5 separate regions of the Mus musculus genome follow, and regions 1, 2, 4 and 5 are each linked to region 3. Evidence: chromatin loops called from intact Hi-C (ENCODE). Cell type or tissue: heart. All regions are shown on one strand.

The links. A loop is a pair of places that touch in the nucleus more often than their neighbours do. Peaks named below come from ENCODE experiments on the same cell type or tissue, not always from the same donor. Only the 100,000 strongest peaks of a DNase experiment are listed, where the experiment ranks them.
Region 1: it touches region 3 in a loop (19-fold over the local background); 25 of 42 quality-filtered maps call a loop at or near these places.
Region 2: a loop joins it to region 3, with 11 times the contacts of the local background. A loop is called at or near these places in 19 of 42 quality-filtered maps.
Region 4: a loop joins it to region 3, with 2.7 times the contacts of the local background. A loop is called at or near these places in 7 of 42 quality-filtered maps.
Region 5: a loop joins it to region 3, with 3 times the contacts of the local background. A loop is called at or near these places in 7 of 42 quality-filtered maps.

Annotation. Positions count from the first base shown.
Region 1 is chr12:30,048,458-30,053,457 of GRCm38, reverse strand. No RefSeq gene overlaps it. Among named protein-coding and RNA genes, the nearest start is that of Gm15691, 8.5 kb to the left of the region's middle. In heart, a CTCF peak has its summit at 3,071 (motif pointing left); no DNase peak of the experiment used is centred here; H3K27me3 peaks cover 830 bases.
Region 2 is chr12:30,126,494-30,131,493 of GRCm38, reverse strand. The region is part of intron 2 of Tpo (thyroid peroxidase); the gene reads left to right. Among named protein-coding and RNA genes, the nearest start is that of Tpo, 3.6 kb to the left of the region's middle. In heart, a CTCF peak has its summit at 2,730 (motif pointing left); DNase peaks (open chromatin) are centred at 2,233 and 2,693; H3K27me3 peaks cover 373 bases.
Region 3 is chr12:30,576,129-30,581,128 of GRCm38, reverse strand. Gm32259 (a long non-coding RNA gene) reads left to right here and starts at 3,936. Exons shown (of 4, transcript XR_872635.1): 1 at 3,936-4,007. In heart, a CTCF peak has its summit at 2,913 (motif pointing right); no DNase peak of the experiment used is centred here.
Region 4 is chr12:30,464,351-30,469,350 of GRCm38, reverse strand. 2310016D03Rik (RIKEN cDNA 2310016D03 gene) reads left to right here and starts at 1,993. Exons shown (of 3, transcript NR_045491.1): 1 at 1,993-2,067. In heart, a CTCF peak has its summit at 2,015; a DNase peak (open chromatin) is centred at 1,990.
Region 5 is chr12:30,448,444-30,453,443 of GRCm38, reverse strand. All of the region lies in intron 1 of 2310016D03Rik (RIKEN cDNA 2310016D03 gene), which reads left to right. Among named protein-coding and RNA genes, the nearest start is that of 2310016D03Rik, 16 kb to the left of the region's middle. In heart, a CTCF peak has its summit at 2,637; no DNase peak of the experiment used is centred here.

The sequences.
Region 1 (5,000 bases), 530 kb after region 3:
GACATTGCAATTTTTAACATCTATGCCCCAAACACGAGGGCACCAAAGTTTCTAAAAGAAACACTGCTTCGACTTAAATCACATATTGAACTTCACACACTGATAATACGAGACTTAAACACCAGACTCTCATCAGTAATCAGATCATGCAGATAAAAAGTAAACAGAGAAATTCTGGAGCTAATTGGTGTTCTAAACCAAATGGATCTAACAGATATTTACAGAACATTTCACCGGAACTCAAAAGAATATATCATCTTCTCTGCACATTATGAACCTTTCTCAAAAATGGACCACATATTCAGCCATAAAGCAAGTTTCAACATACACAAGAGAATGGAAATAACTCCCTGTATCTTATCAGACCACTACATATTAAAAGCTGGATATCAACAACAGAAACCTTACAAACTCATGGAAACTAAACAACTCTCCATTGAATGAAAAATAGGTCAGGTCAGAAATAAATTAAAGACTTTCTTGAATTGAATGAAAATGAATACACATGATATGAAACACAGTGAAGATGGCTCCAAGAGACAAGTTCATAGCACTAAATAGCTACATTAAACAACAACAACAAACAAACGGAGAGAGCTCATACTAGCAACCTAATAGCATATCTGAAAGCTCTATAACAAAATGAAATAATTATACCCAAAGGGAATAGACAGAAAGGAATATTCTAACTTGGGGCTGAAATAAATAAATGAAAACAAAGAGATCGCAAAGAGTCAATGAAGCGGAGAGCTGGTTCTTTGAAAAATAAAATCAAGGAAATCAACAAACTCTCAACCAAATAGCAGAATCAGAAATGAAAAGGGGGCATAACAACACCAAGGAAACCCAGAGACTCATAAGGGCATGCTTTAAAAATAGCTACTCTACCAAATAGGAAGTAAAAAAAACCAAGATAATTTTATAGATATGTCCTATTTGCCAAAGTTAAATTAAGATCAGACAAGCTATTTAAACAGATGCATAGCCACTAGTAAAATAAAAGCAGTCATTAAATGTATCCCAAACAAAACAAAACAACAAACCAAAACAGAACAAAAACCCAGGGTCAGATGGTTTTAGAACTGAATTCTGCCGGACGTTCAAAGAAGAGTTAATACCAATACTCCTCAAATTATCACACAAACCAGAAGCAGAAGGAACATTGCCCAATACATTTTATGAGACCACAGTTGCATTGATACCCAAGCCTTATAAAAAGCCAGTAAAGAAATACAGATGAATTTCCAGTAACATAAATTTTAAAATACTCAATTCAAGAATACATCAAGGTTTATCCACCATGATCAAGTCAGCTTCATGCTAGAGATCAATAAGTGTAATCCACTATATAAACAAACTGAAAAAAAAATACCCCACATGATTATCTCATTAGATTTTTAAAAAAGCCTTTGACAAAATCCAACAACTATTCATGATAAAAATCTTGGAGAAATTAGGGGGTCTAAGGCATATAACGAAGGCAGTTTACAGCAAGCCCATGGCCAACATCAACTTAAATGGGGAGAAACTCAAAACAAATTTCCACTAAAATCATAAACAAGACAAGACTTCACACTCTCTGAATGCCTATTTAGTATAGTATTTGAAACTTTAGCTAGAGCAATAGCACAGCTGAAGGAGTTCATGGAGATATAAATTGGAAAAAAGTCAAAGTATCATTATTTTCAGATGATTTGATATACGGAAGTGACCCTAAAATTCTACTGGGGAACTTCTCCAGCTAATAAACACATTCAACAAAGTAGCTAGAAACAAGATTGATGCACAAAAGTCGGTATACCTCCTACATACAAACGGCAAATGGTCTGAGAAAGAAACCAGGAAAACAATGCCTATCACAACTGTGCACAAATAATACAAATTCACAAATAATACAAAATACCTTGGGGTGGCTCTAACCAAGCAAGTGAGAGACTTTTATGATAAAAACTTCAAGTCTTCGAAGAAAGAAATCGAAGGAGATATCTAAAGATGGAAAGATCTTCCGTGTTCATGGACCACTGGGATTAACATAGTAAAAATGGCCATCTTACCAAAAGCAATCAACAGATTCAATGCAGTCGTCATCAGAGTTTCAACACACCTCTTCAAAGATCTGAAAGGACAATTCTCAGTTTCATATGGAAAATAAAAACAAAACAAAAAACAAAATCAAAACAAACAAATAAACAAAGCCAGGACAGCTAAAACCAATCCTGAACAATAAAAGAATTCCCAGAGGTTATCACCATTGCTAACTTCAAGTTAATATTTTTTCAAGTATTTTTATGGGACTTCTCATTTTTATAGGATCTCTCTCTCTCTCTCTCTCTCTCTCTCTGTGTGTGTGTGTGTGTGTGTGTGTGTGTGTGTGTGTGTGTTTGCATGAGCAGTCTCTGAGTTCTGTGCTTGCTCCCATGTTCTTTTCCTTCTGTCCATTTGTCTTGTCCGACTTCATCATGGTGGTTTTTTATCATATTTCATTTTATGTTGTTGTGTTTTCTTATTATCTCTTAGAAGCCTGCTATTTTCTAATGAGAGACAGAAAGAAAGTGGATCTGAATGGAAGAGGGGGTGGAGAGGAACTGGGAGGAGAAAAGGGATGGAACTATAAACTATAAACTGGTCATAGTGTATGAGAAAATAATCTATTTTTAATAACAAGGGAAAATAATTAGAAAACTACTTCATTTACAAGCTAAATTTTAAAAACTAAGATGAAAGTTCTCAACATCCCCATTGCTGTTGCCCTGGGCACAAGCCTTTAGCCTGACCTTCGGGGACACCTACATTTCAAACCATGATGCTCTCTTTACCCACTGAGATTATCCCAGTGCCTTCCCTCTGACAGGTAGCTTTTAATCCCATCGCTTACAACCCATGACAACTTGGTACCTTCTTGACTGCTCCTATCCCATGACATTTGAATAGAACTCCTAGAGCCTTCCAGGGCCAAAAGGTGAAGGACAGCGGTGAGTCTAGGGGAAAGGAACAAAGGTCAAATAGGTAGACTACATCATCCAGGATTTCTGCGAGGTGGCTTTTGCTCTGTCCATTGTCTCACAGCGCCACCTGCTGTCAGATATAGGGGAATCTCACAGTTGCTGAATTTTTTGCCATTGTATTGGCTTTGCTGGGAACATTTACTTTCTTAAATCCCAGTGAGTTGTTTTGAGACTTGCACACAGAAGCCTTTTCATTTCATCCATTTTGGTTCATTTTTTTTGGTGTTATTAGAGTTGTACAAACAAGGTTAGTTTCTTACTCATCTGTGAAACTGAAGACCGTGGTTTACAGCTGACTCTTGCGTGTGGCTGTTGCAACATCCTCTTAGCTGTGCTGATGGCTTCCCCAGAGTCACATAGCTACATGCTGAGAGTACACACCTGTTCACTCCTTCCTACTATCACCTGCCATGCACCTGCAGGGGCAGATGGGCCGAGGAATGGCAGAGATGCCCAGCGTCTGCCTCACGCTAGACTCCAAGCTCCAAAAATATCCTCGAGTGTTTCAAGCCGGAAGCTGTAAGCTCTGAGTTCCCTTCCCTCGACTCCAACACTAGTTTCACAGTATTTGGCCAGCGTGTTGTCCAAATCACAGAATGTGTTTCTCTGCTGTGCCTTCAGCAAATCTTGTGGCTCCAGGCAGGCCTACTACCCTAAAATAGGAAAAGCCTTAAATAAATGTATGACCCTCCTGCACACTATAGAGGTTCAGGAACACTGGGTATGTTTCTACGGTCCAATAAGAAGAGTGGAAATAAACTATCAAGAGCTACAGAGGAAAACCCAGCATGGAGTCAGACAGTGGTAGACTATTGAGACCGTTAGGCATGAGCAGCGTGTCGGGTTTGTTCATGAAAATGCAAGGGAATTACATGATAGCAGGAAGTGCCTCCTTTGGGGTCACCTTGAGTTTGGCTGAGAGTAAAGGAGAGACTAAAACAAGGTGGCCAAGAACCCAACACTAAAATCATCCTGGTGCTAGTTCTGTGAAACAGCCACCCCATGAGCAATGTCACCTGCATCATAACTGCCACCTGTTCCTGGGGACTACGTGTAGACCTCTGGTGCCCCGCTTGACCTGTGGGTGTTGCGAGTTGCAGTTCGTGGCGAGTGCAGTACAGGCTCTTTCTTTCCTCTCAGCCTCCTCTCCCTGGCTCAGTCATAGCAACTTGAATGCTCAGCCCGGCTAGCCTTCCATCCTAGGAAAGTTGCTCCTAACCACCACCACCACCACCTCCACCACCTCCTCCTTCTCCTCCTCCTCCTCCTCCTCCTCCTCCTCCTCCTCCTCCTCCTCCTCCTCCTCCCTGTGACAAGTTTGTCCTCCCTGTGTCCATCCCACCAGCCTGACCCATGCAGGGGCAGCAGCAGCAGTGCGCCTCGGACCCTCTGGTATGCTTCACAACAATTCATTTGTCCCCGCAGACTCAGCACACAGCACTCAGCACACAGCACTCAGCACACAGCACTCCTGGATCTCCTGTGTCCCCTTTCTATGGTCTGCTCTATCCTGCGAGACCGGGTAGAAGATTGTGCTGTGTTCTTTTCTTTTTACTAAAATGTCCCCGAGTATAAAAGTGGCAGCCACAAGCCTGGTGCCAAGGAAGTAATGGGAAGAAACAGGCTCCCTGCTCCCAAAAGCCCGAACCTGATGCAAAGGAGCTTTCTTCTCCCTGGGTGGGAAGCCCTTACCCCTTTGTCCTTACCCTCATCCCCCACAGAAACAGCACAGGATGCAGTGGGGTGCACTGGAGATGACCCCACTCACTCAATACCAACACCAATAGCCAGCACCACCTTTGCTCTAGAATTAGAGTCCAGGGTGACAATAGACTTAGCCCAGTTAGGCCAGCTGGTGTAAGTCTCCCCTTGGGAGCTAGAGGGTATCCCATATTGGAGCATAAAGGAACTAAAATAGAGGTGTAGTCTGCAAGGAGCCAGCTGTCCCCACCTGGAACACACAAGCCACAGACCCTTGGGCAGGAGAGGAACTGG
Region 2 (5,000 bases), 450 kb after region 3:
GTTTTGGTTGAGTTGTATGGGAAATTATAGTAAGAAAGCTACTGAAATATATGGATTAACATAATCATTCTTTGCTATAAAGAAGAAAAACAAAGGATAGAATGAAGGGACAGAGGGGGAAGGGGATGGGAGGGGAGGGAAGGAAAAGAAAGGAACCTGGAAAAAGAAGGGAAGAAAACACAAGTAGTCACCCTGAAGCAAGCTTCCTGGTGGCAGGATGCTGGAGAAGGGCCACTTGCTGCCTCCAGTCTCTTAGATACAGCCCAGCCATTGGGCCTTAGCAACCTCTTCTACATTCAGACCTACTTCCTGCTAGGAGCTACATGCTGTTTAAATTTTCTGTCTGAACATCATGACTGTACTGCAGTCACCCTGCTGCCTTCCCAGGCTCAGGAGCTCCTAAAGAAAGCATCCTTCCATCTTTCCTTCTGGGTATCAGCACTGTCTACTCTATAAAGCACTTCTTCTGATGGGCATGTCACTCCCCTTCCAAGTCTGACTACCACTACAGGTATTCCTGGTGAGCATTAATAACTTGGGAATTGTGTTTCCATGACAACTAAAGAAAACAAGAGGGGTTCTCCTTTTAAATCTCCAAGAAAACCTAAGTATCCCCATTTGTACCAATCCTTCTAACATCTGGAACATGACAGGTGTTCAGCACACCGAAGGAAATAAATCACTTTTTCCTTTTGTTCAATAGCTATCGAGACCCTAGAGGAATAAAGCAAGACTGAAAAGATAGAGGTCGAGTCTAGTCAAGAACTCGATATTGCACCTGTGAGCTGTTCACAAAAACATCTGCACAGTGTGGCTTTAAAGTTTTGAAATGATATTATTTTACAAAATGAGGATATGGAACATCTGTAACTCTGCCCACAGAGTGTTTGTTTTGTCCTTGAAACAGGGTTTCAGTATGTAATCCCCATAGCGCTGGAAATCACCATGCAGAACATATAGATCTTCCTGCTTCTACCGCTGCCTCCAGAGTGTTGGGATAAAAAGCATGATTTACAAATCTGTAATAGTGACAACTCTTTTGCTTACATTTTAATAGTATATAATAATGTACAACATGACTTCTATAATGATAGTGCACTTTAGAGTGTATTTTACCATTCATTGGGATATTTTTAAGCTGGCTTCTTATCCATCTACTCTATAAATTTCTTAGGTAGAAAATCTGCTGGTAGTGATGCCACACATTGGTTGGCAAACATGGGAGAGGATGAAACAGGAGAATCACAATGTCAAGGTCAGCTTTGGCTGTACCTTCAGTCTGGAATCAGGGAGGACTTGCTGGGCATGTGTGAGGCCCTAGAGTTAATAATTTTTTTAAAATCATCAAAATCACTACTCCTACCCTTCTACTTCTGCTTGGGGTCGTAGCGCCCCTGTGATCCCACCTGAGGCAGGAGGATCATGCGAACAAGGCTAGCATCAGATGTATAGCACATTTGAGTGAACTCAGCCTGGACTTTGCAAGACTCTGAAATAGAAATTGCTTCACAATGGTTCAATTTTCTATTCTTTAATATAAGAACGTTTATCAGCTGAAAAGTAAACAGTGCCTTTGAAACAGTAAATATTCACCAGTAAAATGTATTTGAAACACAGTTTTCATATGATCTATTTCACTACAACCAAAATTAAATATACTTGGAAAATGAGAATGCAGATGACTTTGTGCATTTGGGGGACATCAATGACACTTTGAGAAGCAAAGCTATAGGGGACAACACACACACACACACACACACACACACACACACACACACTTACTATGCAAAGCCAGATGCCTCAAAGCACAGAGGAAAAGAAACCTCGGCACCTGGAAATTCAGTAATAAACTACTGAAAATGAAAAAAAGGTTTCATTTTCTCCTAAAGTATACCCATGACCATTATAAATCTAGGAAAACTTTGCTCGTAGCCTCTCTTGACAACCCTCTGTAGCACATGCTCCATGAAGCACTGCGTATTCCTCTCAACAGACTGAGATGGGCTTCCAGTGTTTGTGCAAAATTAAGATCCATGTGAAATTATCTTTATGGCGAACTCAGCGGCTCGTTGTAGCTGTGAAAAGAAAATAAGATGCAAATGAACAGCGTGAGCAGGAAAGCTGCCTGCAAATCCTGAGATTGGGAAGCCAGCCTAGTGGGGGAGTCTAAAAGGAAAGCTGGCCAGCTCTGTTCCAGTTCACCAGATTTCTGAAAACAGAGATCATCAAAACACGATCCACACAGAACGCTGAGTGAATCCCAGGTGACCAGAGTCAGCCAAGGGCAGCACGTGGGAGCCTGGGGCCTCTGTGGCTTTGGACAGGAAGACATTGGCTTTCTTTCACTTCTTTTGCTTTGTATTTGTGAACATGTCTGGAAGTATGTAGCCTGTTTCTTTGTCCTGGCATACGGTATCTTCATGTATAATGGCTTCTTGCATTCCAGTTATGAATATGCAAGAGGTGGGATTCTAGAGGCCAGTGTGCCTCCCAGAGCAGATGGCACTTTCAGGACATACACATAGAAAGCCGGGACAGGGAATAAGTCATGTTACTCTCTAGAATTTGGATTTCTGTTCTAGACAAACAGAAGAGACCAAGTTGAAATTCTTAGGATCATTGACTCTAGCCTCAACCACAAGTCCGAGATAGCCTGGCCACCTGCCTGCTGGGTAGATCTTGAGATGCAAAAGAATGCCACAGGTCTTAGAGAAGCACTCTGTTTCCCCCTGCTGGTCAAGAAATCCATTGCAGAGTATCTCCCCACTCCCTACCAGGAAGAATGAAAGGAGACTCCAGGTCTCTAGGCAGCCACACACTTCCAGGAACCCACATTAACAACACAGCTGCCAGCCAGTGGCCAGGAGGCAGTCCCCATTTATCTGCCTATTTGAAGCTTGTTCCCTAGTAAGAAACAACCCTTCTCTTTCCCTTCTTTCTTTCCTTCCTCGCCAAGTGTCTGCCCCAGCAGCTCCCCTGAGAAGTCAGCACACAGACCAAGGTCTGCTGGCAGCCAGTTTTCTCTTGTTTATCCTTCCTTTGCCTGTCTAATTCATTCGGCCCCAGAAAGTTGAGGGAAGATGGGCAGAAGAGAAGATGCTCTCCTCTGATGCGGATGAATGAGACACCTCTAGTCATCCCAAACATAATTAATTTAAAATCTATCCGGCTCCACAGAGAGTTTAGAAGATCACAGAGGAGAAGTGTTTCTGTGGGAAATTTTTCAACAGAAAAATCTTTAGTTCAAAGATAAAATTTGAAATAATCAACCTTTCTTTAAAGTTGGGCAAAATGGAAGCATAAGCAATACATGATCGTGATAATTTAAATATCAGCTTAATATTGGTCAATAATAGGATATTAGTTCACTGGCAGCTACTATTCCCCAGAAATGCACATGACACTCACATATGCATGTGCGCGCGCGCACACACAAACACACACACACACACACACTCACACATATACACAGACACACACAGAATTTTTCTCCATAGGTAATTGTTCTACACAAGCATTTAGCTCTCACATAATGCTTCTACTAAGTTCAACCTCCACCTGGGTACCAAATAGGTAAAGACTATGTAGTCAAGCACCCTAAGGCTCATAGTGCACAGGGCACACAGTGAAGAACTGATCCTGTTTCGTTCGGCTGTATCCCACTCAGAGGGTCTTTATTCTGCTAAGAAAGAGGGAATGAGTTGGATAATTTAAGTAGACACTTGAGGGGATGGAGGGAGTGGACACGGGTGTGTAAGGGTGCTTCTGCCCATGTGCATGTGTATAGAGGCCAGAAGAGGGTATCGGGGTTCCTACTCTATCACTCTCTACATTATTACCCTAAGACAGTTTTGATTACCGAACCTGAAGTTAGACTGGCAGCCAATAAGCCTCAGTAATCTTTCTATCCCTGCTCTGTGCAGTATTGCAGTAAAAGGTGCATGCAGCCATGTCAAACTCTCTTCCTGGATAATGGGATCTGAGCTGAGGTTCTAACGCTTATGCAGTGAGTGTTCCTATATACACTAATCCATTTTTTTAGTGCCGGATGGCAATACATTTTAAAGTAAGGGGGAATCAAGCTACCATACCTAGAGCTTTGACAATTAAACCGTATCCTTGTAGATTTCGAGGATCTTAACAGTCCATGGAAAGGAGTGTGGTTTTCACTCTGTGGACATCAGGGTCTTTGTGTTGTGAGGGGAGGCACAACCCAGCATGTCTATATTTAGAAAGCCACCTGACTTACAGCAAGAACAAAAAAAGAAGTGAGTTGTCTGAGACATAACTTTTCCCACTCAGCAATGGGGGTGTACAGAACTTTCCAAAAGGCATTAAGGCAGTGAAAGGAAAAGACACACATTTTCAAGGGTCCCCAACTCCACTTGACTCCAGACAACATGTCAAAGACTATCTTAGTCATTGTACTGTTGCTGCAAAGAGAGACGACGACCAAGGCAATGCCTATAAAAATAAAACATTTAATTGGGGACTTGTTTTACAGTTTTAGAGAGTTAGTCTAAGATGATCATGGTGGGCAGATAGGCATGGCATTGAGAGCTTTGCATCCTGACCCGTAGGCTCCAGGCAGAGAGAGAGAAACAGACGTTCACGAAGGGCGGGGGGCAGCAGACTGATCCTATTGTGGGCTTTTGATACATTTACACCTACCCCCAGTGACACATCTCTTCCAACAAGGCCACACCTATTCCAACAAGAACATATCTCCTAATCCTTCCAAATAGTTCCACTAATTGAGCCAAGCATTCAAAGAGATGAGCCTATAGGTACCATTGTTATTGAAATCATGACAGAGGCCATGAATACTAGTGGGGACAGAAGTAGTTCAAGTTGAAGATGAATATTTGGAGGAGGATAGCCAGAAATAAAAGCCAAATTAAGCAAAGATGTCATAGAGGAGGAAGAGAAGAGAAGTCAAGAACCAAGGCTGGGGCAAATAGGACCATAGACAAGAGATCCAGCATCTTCTGGCCCTCTGA
Region 3 (5,000 bases):
TGTTTATCTTACTGTTTATTAAATGACTCACTTCTTTGCTATGCAAGCCCAGGACCAAAACCTATCCCTGTCTTCAGTGCACCTTTGGTTTGCAACACACAGTAAGTCTGCTTGCATTTTCCAAATAATTGAATGGAATGAATTTATATATGGATTAACATGATTTCAAAGCTTTACTCCTCTGTTCTTTACATTTTACATGAGAACTATTGAGTACTTTAAAGATTTTTCCCACTTAATTAATATATTCAAGCCCTTCCTTTCCTTATAAACGTTGATAACCAATATATTCCTGGAAAATGTGTGTTTGTCTCACAGTTTCAATTTTTTTCCCATTGTCTTCTGTTTAAATTGTTAGAGGAGTTTTAGGGCAAACCTAGCTCATCAGGGAGTACTGAGAGACTAGACTCAGCCACTGTCTTGATGTGCCAAGGAACGTGATAAGTAATGATAAAAAATAGAGATAAAGGTTTAATCATTTCAGCCATATAGCGAATAGAAACAAGATACAGGAGTTCAGTTGCCCTAAGTCTGTCTTCAGGAAAGTGACATGAGGTTTAAATAAAGGGATAATTAGGGTAGACTGGCGAGAGCTATTCATAAGTAAGCAATTTTGTCAAGAACTGGCAGGGTTGATAATTATCTCAGTTTCAGCAGGTGGTTAGAAGTCCTTAATGAATCAGGATAGAAAAAAAATTAAGGAGACACTGGAAGGGAAAGGAGCCCCCTCACCCCTTCCCTGAAATCTCCCATCCATTGAGATCATGAAAGATGGCTGTCTCTAGGCTTTTATCTGCACTGGTCAGGAGACATGCAGGTCATCATGGTCGTGTTCTGGTAACTGACAACAGTGGTGCTGTTGAGCATCCTCCAGCAGGAGAGCTGTGCTCAGGTGATTTCAGGCCAATACTATTGATGGCCTTACCCTACAAGCTCCTACCTCTGAGCCTTAAAAACTTGTGTGCCAAGTGACTTCTCCAACACTTGTGAAAAGTCGGGTGAACTTCCTGGAAGGTAGCTGAGAGCATCTTAGGAAAGGTTCGTAAGACTAAGACCATATCTGTATCTCTTCCAATGATCTGCTACCCAATGTGCTTGGTTCTGAGGATCAAGGAAGATACCACGAGTCTCTACTACAACCTCTAGAAATTATCCTCTGCTCTCTGGTTTAGGACTCTAGTCTTGTCATTCATTTGGGGGTCTAAGAGTGCTGGCCCATGACTTCATCTCAAGGGTGTCTTAGGAGGTGGTGCTGAGCACATCCCTCAGGGCCAGGCACCCATTGCCTCTCTGTGTCTCACTTGAATGATAGTCAGATGTGTAGAAGTGCCTCTGACCTAGGGTAAAGAAAGATAACTTATCACCAAATGAGGGCCCAGCCAGGCCAGACACCAGTCATCTGCTGGAAACCTGACTTGGGCAGATGCTCTGTGGATTCCTAATCCATTTTGACCTGACCTACAATCCAATTTTTTTCCCTTTAGTATCAGCTACAAAATTTTAACAATGAATTATTTGATAGCATTTCTCTTTTTATTAGACGTTTCAAAGGAGGTCAAAAAAGCGTTGTTTGACTGTTCAGGCAGGAACTCCTGGAAAGACCAGGACCATCTAATCATGGTGCTCTTAGGGAGCATGACTTTGCCAGTCAGCTGATCGTCTATGTTGCCAGCAAGTCTGACTTCTTTGGTCATCTGATCACCAACTCCACACGGGCTTGGCATCTACCCCTGGCCTTAGGCCTCGTTTTTGCTGCTTCCTAGCTTTTTCTTAGTTGAAACACCTAAAACAGCATTTTTCATCTGTCTGATGTTCAGTTTTGCACATTGCTACAACACAACGGAAGGGAGAATGGCCTGCATCTGATCCACTGTATACAAGAGGAACAAATACAAGGGATGGATCATATTTCTTCTTAGAAGATACCATGAACCCTGAGTGAGAAGCACAGAGTCTCTCATCCTTCTCCTGTGCTCCTCCTGTCTCATTTCCTGAGATTGTACAGTGCTCACCTTAGTGGTCATGACCCAGTGCTCACCTTAGTGGTGATGACCCAGTGTTCATCTTAGTGGTGATGACCCAGTGCTCACCTTAGTGGTGATGACCCAGTGCTCACCTTAGTGGTGATGACCCAGTGCTCACTTTAGTGGTGATGACCCAGTGCTCACCTTAGTGGTGATGACCCAGTGCTCATCTTAGTGGTGATGACCCAGTGCTCATCTTAGTGGTGATGACCCAGTGCTCATCTTAGTGGTGATGACCCAGTGTTCATCTTAGTGGTGATGACCCAGTGCTCACCTTAGTGGTGATGACCCAGTGCTCACCTTAGTGGTGATGACCCAGTGCTCACTTTAGTGGTGATGACCCAGTGCTCACCTTAGTGGTGATGACCCAGTGCTCATCTTAGTGGTGATGACCCAGTGCTCATCTTAGTGGTGATGACCCAGTGCTCATCTTAGTGGTGATGACCCAGTGTTCATCTTAGTGGTGATGACCCAGTGCTCATCTTAGTGGTGATGACCCAGTGCTCACCTTAGTGGTGATGACCCAGTGCTCACCTTAGTGGTCACGACCCAGTAGCAGCTTTGTCACTACTGTGCTCCTAAAACCCTTGTTTTTTGTTCTACTCCTCATCCACTCATAGCTGTAGCTTTTTAATATTGCTTAGACTCAAACACACACACACACACACACACACACACACACTCACACACACACACACACTCAAAACATCCAGAAGTTCAAACCGCGATTCTCTCTTTGTAATTACAATAGTATCCGTATGAGAACAATCGCTGTCACTCCTGCAAAGGGAGGAGTCATTTACTTGTCATTTCCCCAGTAGTCAGAGGTCTGGGAAGACATTCTGGTCTTGCAGGCAGGGCTTTCAAATACCTTAACTGGACACTAGGGGGAAGCACCTTCCTTCCAACAGGCCAACAGGCAGCCTGTCATACATTTCCACATTTGAAAAAAGTAAACTTTCATATGTTCAGTTTCTGAAGCGAGAGCTTTAGTTTGCACCATTAAATATATTTATTGAGAATGATGGAATAGATAAACACAGCATTATTTTACTCCTCTGGCATAGATTAAGTTTTAGAAGACTAGTCATTTAAAAATTGCCTGTGAAAAAAATTGGTAATCACAGGTACAACATTTAGAGAAAAATACCTACTGAATCTGATAGCACACTGTCATTTTATACTTATGATATTTTATTATTCTCCTTTTTCAATGCTCGTGGAGACATTCACATAAACACTGAGCAGGACACATCCCGCTGTCTTAGTTTAATTTATTTATCCCTGTCTCCTTAAGTATGAACCTCTCATGTGGCTCACCAATCTGTGCCATTTATTTTCACACCTTCAACATCTCTAGCAGCACGGGGATGGCTGAACAAAAAAAAACCACATGTGATAACTCATTTAGAAACTGCCCCAAGGAAGAGGCTATGTCTTCCATTTCTAACCAGGCACACCTCTGTAAACTGCCTTATATTAACAGACAGGCTACTCCTTAAGAGGAAGGAAGGGGGCAGAAGGAACCCATTGCCACTGCATTTTCTTGGGACAATGCAGTCAATACAACACAAGGAGTCCCGATTTCTGCCTCATTCCTTACCACCAAGCGATATGCCAGAAGAATATGCATATTTGGGGAGCTAATACCAGCAGGTGCATTGATTATAACCCTCAGCATCTGAATACTTTTATCTCTCCTTTTGTTTTTGTTTTTTTTGCTTTGATTCAAAATAGAAAAAGAAAAGAAAAACGCACCTGGCTCTATGGCTGGAGGTACAGATGCACAAACACTCTCTTGGGTGTTTGCTATATTTGAAGTCAGGGAAGTGAGAGGAAAGCCAGCACAGCGTAGATGAGCAGCTCTGTCAATGTTTGTATCTAAACTCCAGACCTCTGGTGGCTCCAGGTGCCACCCTTGTCAGCCCCAGCCTCCTGCTCCTGGTTGGTGAGTGCCGTGCTCTTCTTTGCAGGCAATGCCAGGTAGGCAAGGGCTTGGGTACAGGTGAAGCATGGCAGTTTTCCTTAGCTTATTTTCCATGTGTGTAGTTTTTAGTTACTACTACTTGAGCCAGAACAGTACTTCTGGAGTCTAGCCCAGTAAAACTAAGAGCCAAGGCCATTCATGTACCTACTGAAGTCAGACAGAGAAGCCAGGGTAGACTGGATGCAAAAGTAGAGGCCCTGGCATGGAGGCCAGTTGGAGCTAGACTTTAGATTTTGCTGAATTCAGCCTTCACTGAGAGACAAGGATCAGGTCAGGGCAGATCAGGTTCAACACAGCATGTGGTTGCCTGGTTCCAGAGTGTGTAGGAGAGAAAGTAGAAGATGGTACTGTAAGTAAAACTGTTGTCTCATTTGAATCACTCTTGTCCTTAGGAACAGAACTCCATAGAACCAACCCTGTCCTTAGGATCTCATGAGTGCTCAGGTAGGCTGGCAGTTGCTTGTCAATCTACCTCACAGAAAGAGGTCATGCAAGCCTTCTGGTGGCCAAAGTTTTCAAGAGGATCCTTGAGTGGGAGGTTGAGGACATTGCTGGGAAGAGAACTGAGAAGTTCTGTCTTTGTTGCCAAGTTTAGGGGGGCAGAGGTCACAGCTAACTGTGTGGGGCTTGGGCAGCTGCAGGGGAAGAAATCCTACTTACCTCCAGGAGCCAGATTTCCCTGCTTAGGTTTCAGGAGCCACGAGGCCTCCATGCTTTATTTTGGCAGAAACAGGAAATTGGCCAAGGCAGGAGTTCTTTGGTCACTTGGGTTGTGTGTTTGCCCTGCCTGAGGCAACTTATTAGGAAGAAAGTTTAATATAGGCTCGTGTTGTGAAGATTTTAGTTCACGATTGGCTAGCTCAGTTGCCTTAGGTCTTTGTTGAGGCAGGACATTCTGTGGGGACACATGGTAGAAGATGCTGCTCACATTATGGTCACAGAGAGCAAAGAGATAGAGAGAAGGCTGAGTCAGCACTATTCCTTTCAAT
Region 4 (5,000 bases), 110 kb after region 3:
CATGACAGTAAATGCTTTAAAGCCATGGACTGCCTCTTCTCATGGGGATCTGCCATGGGGAGCAATGGAGCAGGTCTTCATCTTAAGAGCCGAGTCTAATTTCCTGCAGAGGCCTCTCAGTGCTCCCAGCCAGGGTTTCCACCAAGTCAAACTGTCTGCCATGCAAGTCAAGGACTCTCTCCTCCTATGGGGACTCAGCTGGTGCACTCTCCTCCCCACTTTCCCCTTCAGCCCAGGCTAGATCCAGCCCGTGGGCCCCCACTTCTTTGTCAGCTCTTCCATGGCATCCATTGGTGTCTGGGGTGCCTAAGAGTCTGAGAACCTGATGCCATCGGCCTCCATACAGGTTCCCAGAGACCTCAGCCAACTTCAGCAGGTCCCCAGGGACCTCAGACTGCACTTCCCCACCCCAGGACCAAGGTCCTGCAGCTTCTCATAGCCCGATGACCGCCCGAGTCGGTGTGGAGTCTTTGATCCCGCGTCCAGCTTCACCCATGGCCCCAGGCCCTGAGCGGATGATGAGCCACCATTAAACCTACAGAAAATGGTTTCATAAAACTTCACTTTATGTCTCTTTAATATGTAGAATTGCAGCTATGTATTAAACTTCAAGACACTTAGTTATCACATCAAAGAATGGGCATTTTTCACGTAGTATCTGCTTTTGCTCGCCCTCATGAAGGCGAAGTATTCTCTGCAGCCTGCGAGAGAATTGATTTTAGGATCTGTGACTGGACTCTAATTAATCCAGTTAAACCCCATCTTAGAAGCAATGTCAGAACTCATTTGTTTCCGTCTCTCTCTTGTTCTTACTCAGGATAAGCATCGTGACACAGCTTGGGGCTTGGAGCATAGCTCAAATCCAGGTGCTGAAGTTTCAGTGACAGGCTTGTGATGTTGCAGGAAGGAGGTGGCTCCTGGTCAGAAAAGGTGTGTTCTTGAAGGCGATATCAGGAGGTTATCTTTCTCTCTTCCTACCTCGTGAGTAAGAAGTGAGCAGATTTGCCCCACCACACGCTCGCAGTCCCCATACTTTTGCCTCGGCCCTAAAGTGGTAGCAGTCAAGCAGCCATGACTGGAATCTGGAACTGTGAAGCGAGTAAATGGTTTTTCCTTCCAGTTTGATTTTCTTGTACATTTTGACAGAGAAATGGAGGCTAACTATCGCAAGGCCTTCTGTTTACCGCCGAACTGATTCTGCTTCCTTTTGGATCTTTTGTAGCTATATTGTTGGTCCTTGTTATTTTAGTATCTTTGTGTATTTTAGAAAACGGCAATTATTGTGCTAGCAACTTTCTGAGAATCGTGCACATTTCAAAATAACTAAATTATGGAAGTTGGTTTTTCTATATCTAGTTATACTTGGAAGTCGTCCCCTAATTCTGTTACTATAAGAAGATGTTTTGATGCTTAAAATGTTTTAACTTTTAGATTAAATATCTATTTCAAAAGTTAATTGAGTGAGAATTATTTGGTTTTGTTTGTTTGTTTGTTTTTGTTTGTTTGTTTAGTTCAGATTTTGGGGGTTTTGTTTGTTTGTTTTGTTTTGTTTTTTTTAGCTACTTGGGACTTTTAATATTATGCTTGAAGTTAGAGAGCCTTTCTGATTCTCTCAAGTCAGGATTTTATTTTTTTTCCTTTCATGTCTATAAGAACTTTGCTATTCTTATGCACAAAGTGCTGAGAAAAAAGATAGGCTAAAAGGTTAAAAAAAACCTTTTGCTTTTTTTTTCTGATTATTGTGAATAATTTAGTTGGATGGAAGTGCTTCTAAGTTTCAGCTAAAATAAAAATAGAATATTGGGGTGTGTAGTTCCCATTTCCTGCAGAAAGGATCTCCTTTGAGAACTGACTGATCTATTTTGGGGAGATATGCCAAGTAACCCAATACACAGGACACAGCTCTCAAGGAGACTCTGGTGTAAGACACAGAGGGCATGTCCCAGAATAGTCACAGAAGAAACTACAGTCCCTGGGGAGTGAGGTGACGATGCTGTCCTCTACTGTCACCGCTGGATAGTGCAAAGGACCAGGAGCAGACTTGTATAATGACAAGGCCTCGTGCAGGTAAGCTTCACAAACAGTTCATGGCCACACAAGCTGGACACGAGGACTGGCGGATCATCTGATCTCATTTGCAGAAGCAGCACCGGGCATCGCTGCATTGTGCTGGCCTTCCTGTAGGTTAGTAGCTATGCTGGTCTGAGGCCACAGGACTCTGGTCATGATCTTTCTCTCTGAGGGTCTAGCTGAACACCTGAGCTGTGTACCTTTCTGTCTGATTCTTTTATTTAATAGAACTTTGTGGATCTTGCATCCCAGGATTAGGATTGAATGATTTTAGCATCAATAATGACAAAAATAACCTTAGGGGACTCCAAGCACTTCCATTATATAAAACACCATGAATTATTAATGATCCCAGCTAATGTGTCAGATCAAAGGAATTCGTGATCACTTTGGGGACACGCTAGAGAAACAACAAATTATTTTGAAAATAGAACTGGAAAGAGCATTTATACTGCCTTTTGTGTAAAAAAAAAATGCACCTTAGGGTAGCCAGACAGTAAGTTTTCTTTTTGTGAAAATGTTTTAGCCAATAAACAAGGAAAGGGTGTGGATATTTGAACACCAGGGGAAGGAGTTGTTATGTGTAGAGAATGAGCAGACCTCTGTAGAGATTCTAGGCATTGTCTCACCAGGGCTGTGGTCCTACCAGAAACAGCCTGGGCAAATTGAAACAAGCATTTGGACCTCTTGAAATAAAAGGAACAGACAAAACACTTTTTAAAACCAACCCTGGGAAATGTGAATCCAAAAGTTTGTGAATGGGATGCTAAGTTACAAATGGCTGGCTGGGTATCCTGTAAAAGAAGGCTGTCCAGAAAAACCTTAGGGGATATATTTGTCAAAATAATTTATGTGATTTTTCTGATTTTTTTTCCAAATGCACAATCTATTTTAAAATGCATTTTTTGAAGCTGTTAGGATAAGTGCAGAAATAAAAGGAATGGCTGAGTATCTTATAGCATTAAAAGGCTACTGCTAATTAACTTCATTTGATCATATATTGTTGGTAGGTTTTTTAAATGTTGGTGTGTCTTTTGGGGAACACGTGGGACTATTTAGAGATTTGAGTGGAAATGTAACTTGAAAATATTAGCAGAATTCCATCATAAAATAAACACAAGGCATTATTGATACCAAGAAAGGGTGGGGTAAAAATAAATGTCTAGATAATAGAAAATGGATAAGACAGTGATACAGTTACAGGAACACAGGCAGCTCTGGAGTCAAATTGGAGAAGGTCACCTGTAGTGTGAGGGACAGGAATGTAGCAGTTTCAGAAACTGTAGGCAGATGCCCTGAATATAAGTCAGTACTGAATTCAACTAGTGCCTTCCCTAGGCAGAGATCTGAAATATTCCCTAAAAAGTCTGGAAAGTGTAACAGTAGAAAAAGTTTTCTTCAGATAAAAGAATTATTAACTTTAACTTTCCATCTAAAACGCTGAAATGTAGCCAGACTTTTTACTATTTTGTGGGTTCTTCTTTCTTCTACCCTTTTAACCCCCTAACACTAGATAGCAGAGAAAAATGATGGGGAAGGGGACATGTTATCATTAGACTACTTCCTGCTGATTAGAGGCATTGAGTTCCTTGGGGCAAGTTGAGCCTTCACCATCAGAATATCTAATTTCTTATTTTTGTTTCTCCTTTTTGCTCAACCCACTTAACAAACCACAACCACCAACAACCCCCCACCACCAACAACCCCCCACCAACAAAAACCCTAACTCTCAGGTCCCTAGCATTTATACCCTCTCAAGAGTCCTTAGAATTCCAAACATCACACAATTGCAGAAACAATCTGTAGCTGGAAAAAAAAATCACACTGCTCCAGGAGACAAATCAGAGTCAGGTGTTGTGGATAATCTGAAGCAGCCCCATATCCCACACCTGGGATTAAAACAAAAACATATTTTTATAATATTCCTATAATTTTTTTAAGAAACAAAAGTGCCAACATTGTCACTACATTGAAGTCTGAAAATACATTTAAAATCTGAAAGACTACAGCAGCCACAGAAGAAACGTGACCCCAGGAGAACAATCAGTTCCCATGGGAATGATGTGCACAGACATCAGCAGGAAAGACTGTGGTTATTCCTGACACTGTGGCTACAGAACAGCCAGGAAGCTCTTCAGGTCTACAGCAAAGCTCATTTTCTGTTCTTATTTGTAATCGTTTACCACAGACCTTAGACAATTGGCCAAACCAAATCCTCCACTCCATCAGGAGGCCCTTCTATCACCTTCCAAAGCTCCTCTGAGTCCATTCTCTTAACTTTTGATTTTTTAAAAAAATAATTTTCAGCTCCTTACAGAGAATCCCTGTCAAGTTTGAAGAACCGAATTCCCTAAAACATAAACAAAACTGACAAAACTTCAGCAAGGCCAAGAAAAGAAAGGAAAGACTGAGAAGCAGAGCTGGCCAAGGAGACATGTTACAACTGGTGGCGCAGACACACGAGAGTTACAAGGGACACTCATAAGCAGCTGTGTGGCCTAGGAGTGGGAAGGCCTCTGGATGTACACAACCTTCCAAGGCAGAATAACAACACAAGAAGAAACCAAAACAAACCAGAGAAGCGTAAAGAGACTGAGACTCACATGCCCCCCTTAAAGAAAAACAGCCAGCTGCATGCATGGATTTCCAAGCCATCAAAAGAAGCCATCCTTCTTCCACTCTACTGAAACCCTGAAGAAGATGGAGCTACCCTCATCCAGGACATAAGTGCTACAAGATGAAAGAACTTTGTACTTTGAACTTCTTAGTCAGCTGTGACTGGCAATGTCCCTATCATCCCTCTTGCCACTTGGGGACAACTGTATCCTTGCTAGCTTAGAATTAATGTCCACTCACATATTTCAGAAGAGCACCAGACACTCCAGTCTGGCCTGGCTGCTACTCACCCTACTGATTTCTCTCTTTTTAAT
Region 5 (5,000 bases), 130 kb after region 3:
TCCAGTGTAGGTGCCTTTCTGCCTCAGCTTGGGAGGGCACAGGGTGAGGATGAGCGCCTTCCATTTCAGACGACGGTGAGAGGTCAGATGGCAGGTTGGTGGGACTGGGTTCAGACTGGGTTCAGGGTGAGGTGTCCACTTCCTTATGGGGTCTAAGTGATGGAGTTTCATCCTTTTCTGCATCTGGTGGTCTTCTGTGACTGATAAGTTAGTTCTTAGGCCTGTTTTCCTGTTACGATTTTAATAATCCTTCCACACAATCTTAAAATCCTGATAAACTTACTTCCAGGAGTAAGTCATTTTCAGTCTGTGCTGCATGGGTAGTGCCAGATATATGGTATCACCCACATGTTCAGCCAGGCATCCTCGATTCTCAAAATGAATTTAAAAGCTGCTTGCAAAATGGAGACTCAAATTCTTGAAAAACCACTGCTCTACACATCTCATAATCACTTCCACCAGAGAGCATTCTGATCTCAACACACCAGTGTAATAATTTTCCCTTCCATAAAGTTAAATGACTTTGGGGGCTGGAGAGATGTGTCTGTAATTAAGAGCATTTCTGCTTTGGCAGAAAACCTGAGCTCAATTCCCAACACTCATGTCAGGTAGCTCACAATCACCCCTAACTCTAGCTTCTGGGATTATAAGACCTCTGACCTCTGCCCACCTGTGTTCATGTGCTCAGGCCCTACTCAGACATAGGCACATAATACACAAACTTAAAAATGAAATTCTTTTAAAATCTATTTTTGACATCCATATTTTCTTTGCTGCAATAGGTTGTCTCTGAAATACTGGGTGACTCAAACATCACTGTAGGAGGTGTACAGGTCTTGTCAGACAGACCGTTGCATCCCATGGTACCTTTCGACACTTCAGCTAGTTGCAGCTGAGCATGCTCCAGCTTCCTTTTCCCTTCACAGGTTCAGGGAAAACAGTCCTTAACCCTGTTTATCAAGTGCAGCTAAACTGCCATTCACTTCCTACTTAATAAACTAATGCAAATGTATGGGAGAACACAGCCATGAAACAGTCCAAAGGTCATCTATGTGGTTCTCAGTATGGTCACGGGAGGCTGGAACACGTCGCTGCTCTCTTCTCTGAGCACCTATAAAATCTCTCCTTCTGCTACGAGTCAAATCATCTAACAGGAGCCACTGTCAAAATGATGAATAACAAGACCCTACCCTTCCTGTCTTCATTTTACATCATTTGATTTGATCTGACTTCTTGAGAAAACATCTCAATATGTAGTCCTGACTGGCCTAGAACTTATTGCATGGGCAGGACTGGCCTTGAGCTCAGAGAAATCCACCTGATTTTCTGTATGCCAAGTGGTGGTATTAAAAGTCTCCGTTACCATACCTGGCATGTTTTATCAATCTTCTGAATCAATGTCAATAATTTTAAGAGGTTATATTTTGCCAATATGTCATGATAAGTTCTTCCATTCTGTAGCAAAAAGCATGAAAATCTGTTCACACCAACTTCCCTCAATACCCTACTAGCAAAACAATTCAGCAATTACATTTGTGGTGTAGAGATTTGCATGCAATTTACTTATAAAGTTGCATCAAAATTTTAATTTCATATTTAAAATGAATCATTAAAAACTAATTTATAAGGAAATTTATATATGGTTGTGTAAAAGCATGACATAGAGGTAATTTAAAGTCATGTTTCTCAATGCTGGACTCCCTATAATTAAATGCTAAACACCTTTGTTAAACTGTGTGTAAATAATTTTTATTTTAGACAAAAATATTAAATGTGCCTAGCTGTACTACATATAACGTTAACAATTTTATGAGTTCTTAATGTAAAAGAGAAAGAAATTCATATCTCTTGCAACCTCATTAGTTCTTAAAAACTAAGTTTGGGCTGACTGTTCCTAATTTGCATAGACATCATAGTGGCACTTGTATAAGAAGAAAGAAAAGTCAATGCTTACCATTGCTTTAATTTTAGAATGTATTTCAAATCTGGGTGATATATCCAAGCTAAAATTATCACTCTCATTTATACTTTATAAAAATAAGTTAGGCTTCTTACTGCTTTTTACTTTCATTAGCAGTACACAAAGATCAACTTAAAATAAACTACTTTTAAAAGACAAATGCACTAGATAAAGTTCAGCATCCATTACAGTCCATCATCGCAATGCACGCCACCTGCTTCAGTAGCGACAGTGTGCTCTTGAGACAATCTGCTGCATTTGGTATGAAATAGAGGGATGTTGCCAGAGTAGCCTGGTCTGCAGGCCCCTGAGGGAGCCTCTTAGTGGTGTCACTGGCAAAGCATGGAAAAGTGCTGGTGCCAGACATGGGGTGATACTGTGTTGGGAGACAGAGACCCCAGTACAGAGGTCCTTGGACCTGCCCAGGCTAGTTTCTCAGCTTGTCCCCTGACTTCAACTCTTCATGTGTTCTACTATAATTCTAAATGTTTTGACAGGGGACCTGTACCCACAAGCATGGGAACAGTGAAAGAGAGGGAAGGGTGAAAGAAGACCCTGTAGACCCTGAGTTTGCAGGACCAGCCTAGGTGGCCCTGTTCCCTCCTTCTGTCCCCTACCCACTCCTTATCCCATTCTGCATCCCCAGCTAACCTTGAAGCCATGTAGACCCCTGGTGGTGGCTCTCTGAACATACAGGGATCTTCATTCCATAACAAACTTTGAGTAAATTAGTCTCCTTCCCAAGTAGAGTTTAATTCTTGGCTAGCCACAGTGTTTGAGTACTTTGAGCTATGATTTGTACCCAATGTACTTTCTTTCTTTTTTCTTTGGACATTGGGTACAGATAAGATTTTCTAACCTTTTAACAGTTAAATTACACTGCAATTTGAATATCTTTGCATATTGGTATTTCTATTTTTATCAAGTTTATAATAGTTCTTAATAGAAGTATTGGACTTAAAGGTGTCAATATTTTAAAGATTCTTGGAATATGATTATATTTTTTGGTTGTCTAAATGTATCTTTGCCATGAATGTATTAATACACATATGGAGAATATTTTACTACATTTATATATTTGATTCTAAAACACTTTCTATTATAAATTTTGTTTTAGTTTTTTTAATTAGGTATTAGATAAAAGTGTCACCTGCAATGGAGGTCATGAGTTAGGACAATAAAATCAGCTATGCAAACAACACTAAGTTTGCTTTACAAAGATAACCAAAAGCACACAGAAGTTAGAGAGAGAGAGAAAGAGAGAGAGAGAGAAACTTTATTTTTCCCTTTTTTAAATAGGTATTTTCTTCATTTACATTTCCAATGCTATCCCAAAAGTCCCCATACCCTCCCCCCTACTCCCCTACACACCCACTCCTACTTCTTGGCCCTGGCGTTCCCCTGTACTGGGGCATATAAAGTTTGCGAGAACAATGGGCCTCTCTTTCCACTGATGGCCGACTAGGCCAACTTCTGATACATATGCAGCTAGAGACACCAGCTCAGGGGGGTAGTGGTTAGTTCATATTGTTGTTCCACCTATAGGGTTGCAGATCCCTTTAGCTCCTTGGGTACTTTCTCTAGCTCCTCCATTGGGTGATCCCAATATTGGATGTGATCCATCCAATAGCTGACTGTGAGCATCCACTTCTGTGTTTGCTAGGCCCTGGCATAGCCTCACAAGAGACAGCTATATCAGGGTCCTTTCAGCAAAATCTTGCTAGTGTATGCAATGGTGTCAGAGTTTAGAGACTGATTATGGGATGGATCCCCGGATATGGCAGTCTCTAAATGGTCCATCCATTTGTCTCAACTCCAAACTGTGTCTCTGTAACTCCTTTCATGGGTGTTTTATTCCCAGTTCTAAGAAGGGGCAAACTGTCCACACTTTGGTCTTCATTCTTCTTGAGTTTCATGTGTTTTGCAAATTGTATCTTATATCTTGTGTATTCTAAGTTTCTGGGCTAATATTCACTTATCAGTGAGTACATATCATGGGAGTTCTTTTGTGATTGGGTTACCTCACTCAGGATGATGCCCTCCAGGTCCATCCATTTGCCTAAGAATTTCACAAATTCATTCTTTTTAATAGCTGAGCAGTACTCCATTGTGTAAATGTACCACATTTTCTGTATCCATTCCTCTGTTGAGGGACATCTGGGTTCTTTCCAGCTTCTGGCTATTATAAATAAAGCTGATATGATCATAGTGGAGCATGTGTCCTTCTTACCGCTTGGAATATCTTCTGGATATATGCCCAGGAGAGGTATTGTGGGATCCTCCAGTAATACTATGTCCAATTTTTAAAGGAACTGCCAGACGGATTTCCAGAGTGGTTGTACAAGCTTGCAATCCCACCAACAATGGAGGAGTGTTCCTCTTTCTCCACATCCTCAACAACATTGACTGTCATCTGAATTTTTGATCTTAGCCATTCTGGCTGGTGAGGAGGAATCTCAGGGTTGTTTTGATTTGCATTTCACTGATGATTAAGGATACTGAATATTTTTTTTTCAGGTGCTTCTCAGCCATTCAGTATTCCTCAGGTGAGAATTCTTTGTTTAGCTCTGAGCCCCATTTTTAATGGGGTTATTTGATTTTCTGGAGTCCACCTTCTCGAGTTCTTTATATGTATTGGATATTAATCCCCTATCTGATTTAGGATAGGTAAAGATCCTTTCCCAATCTGTTGGTGGCTTTTTTTGTCTCATTGATGGTGTCTTTTGCCTTACAGAAGCTTTGCAATTTTATGAGGTCCCATTTGTCGATTCTCGATCTTACAGCACAAGCCATTGCTGTTCTAGTCAGGAATTTTTCCCCTGTGCCCATATCTTCGAGGCTTTTCCCCACTTTCTCCTATATAAATTTCAATGTTTCCGGTTTTATTTGGAATTCCTTGGTCCACTTAGATTTGACCTTAGTACAAGGAGATAGGAATGGATCAATTCGCATTCTTCTACATGATAACTGCCAGTTGTGCCAGCACCATTTGTTGAAAATGCTGTCTTTTTTCCACTGGATGGTTTTAGCTCCCTTTTCA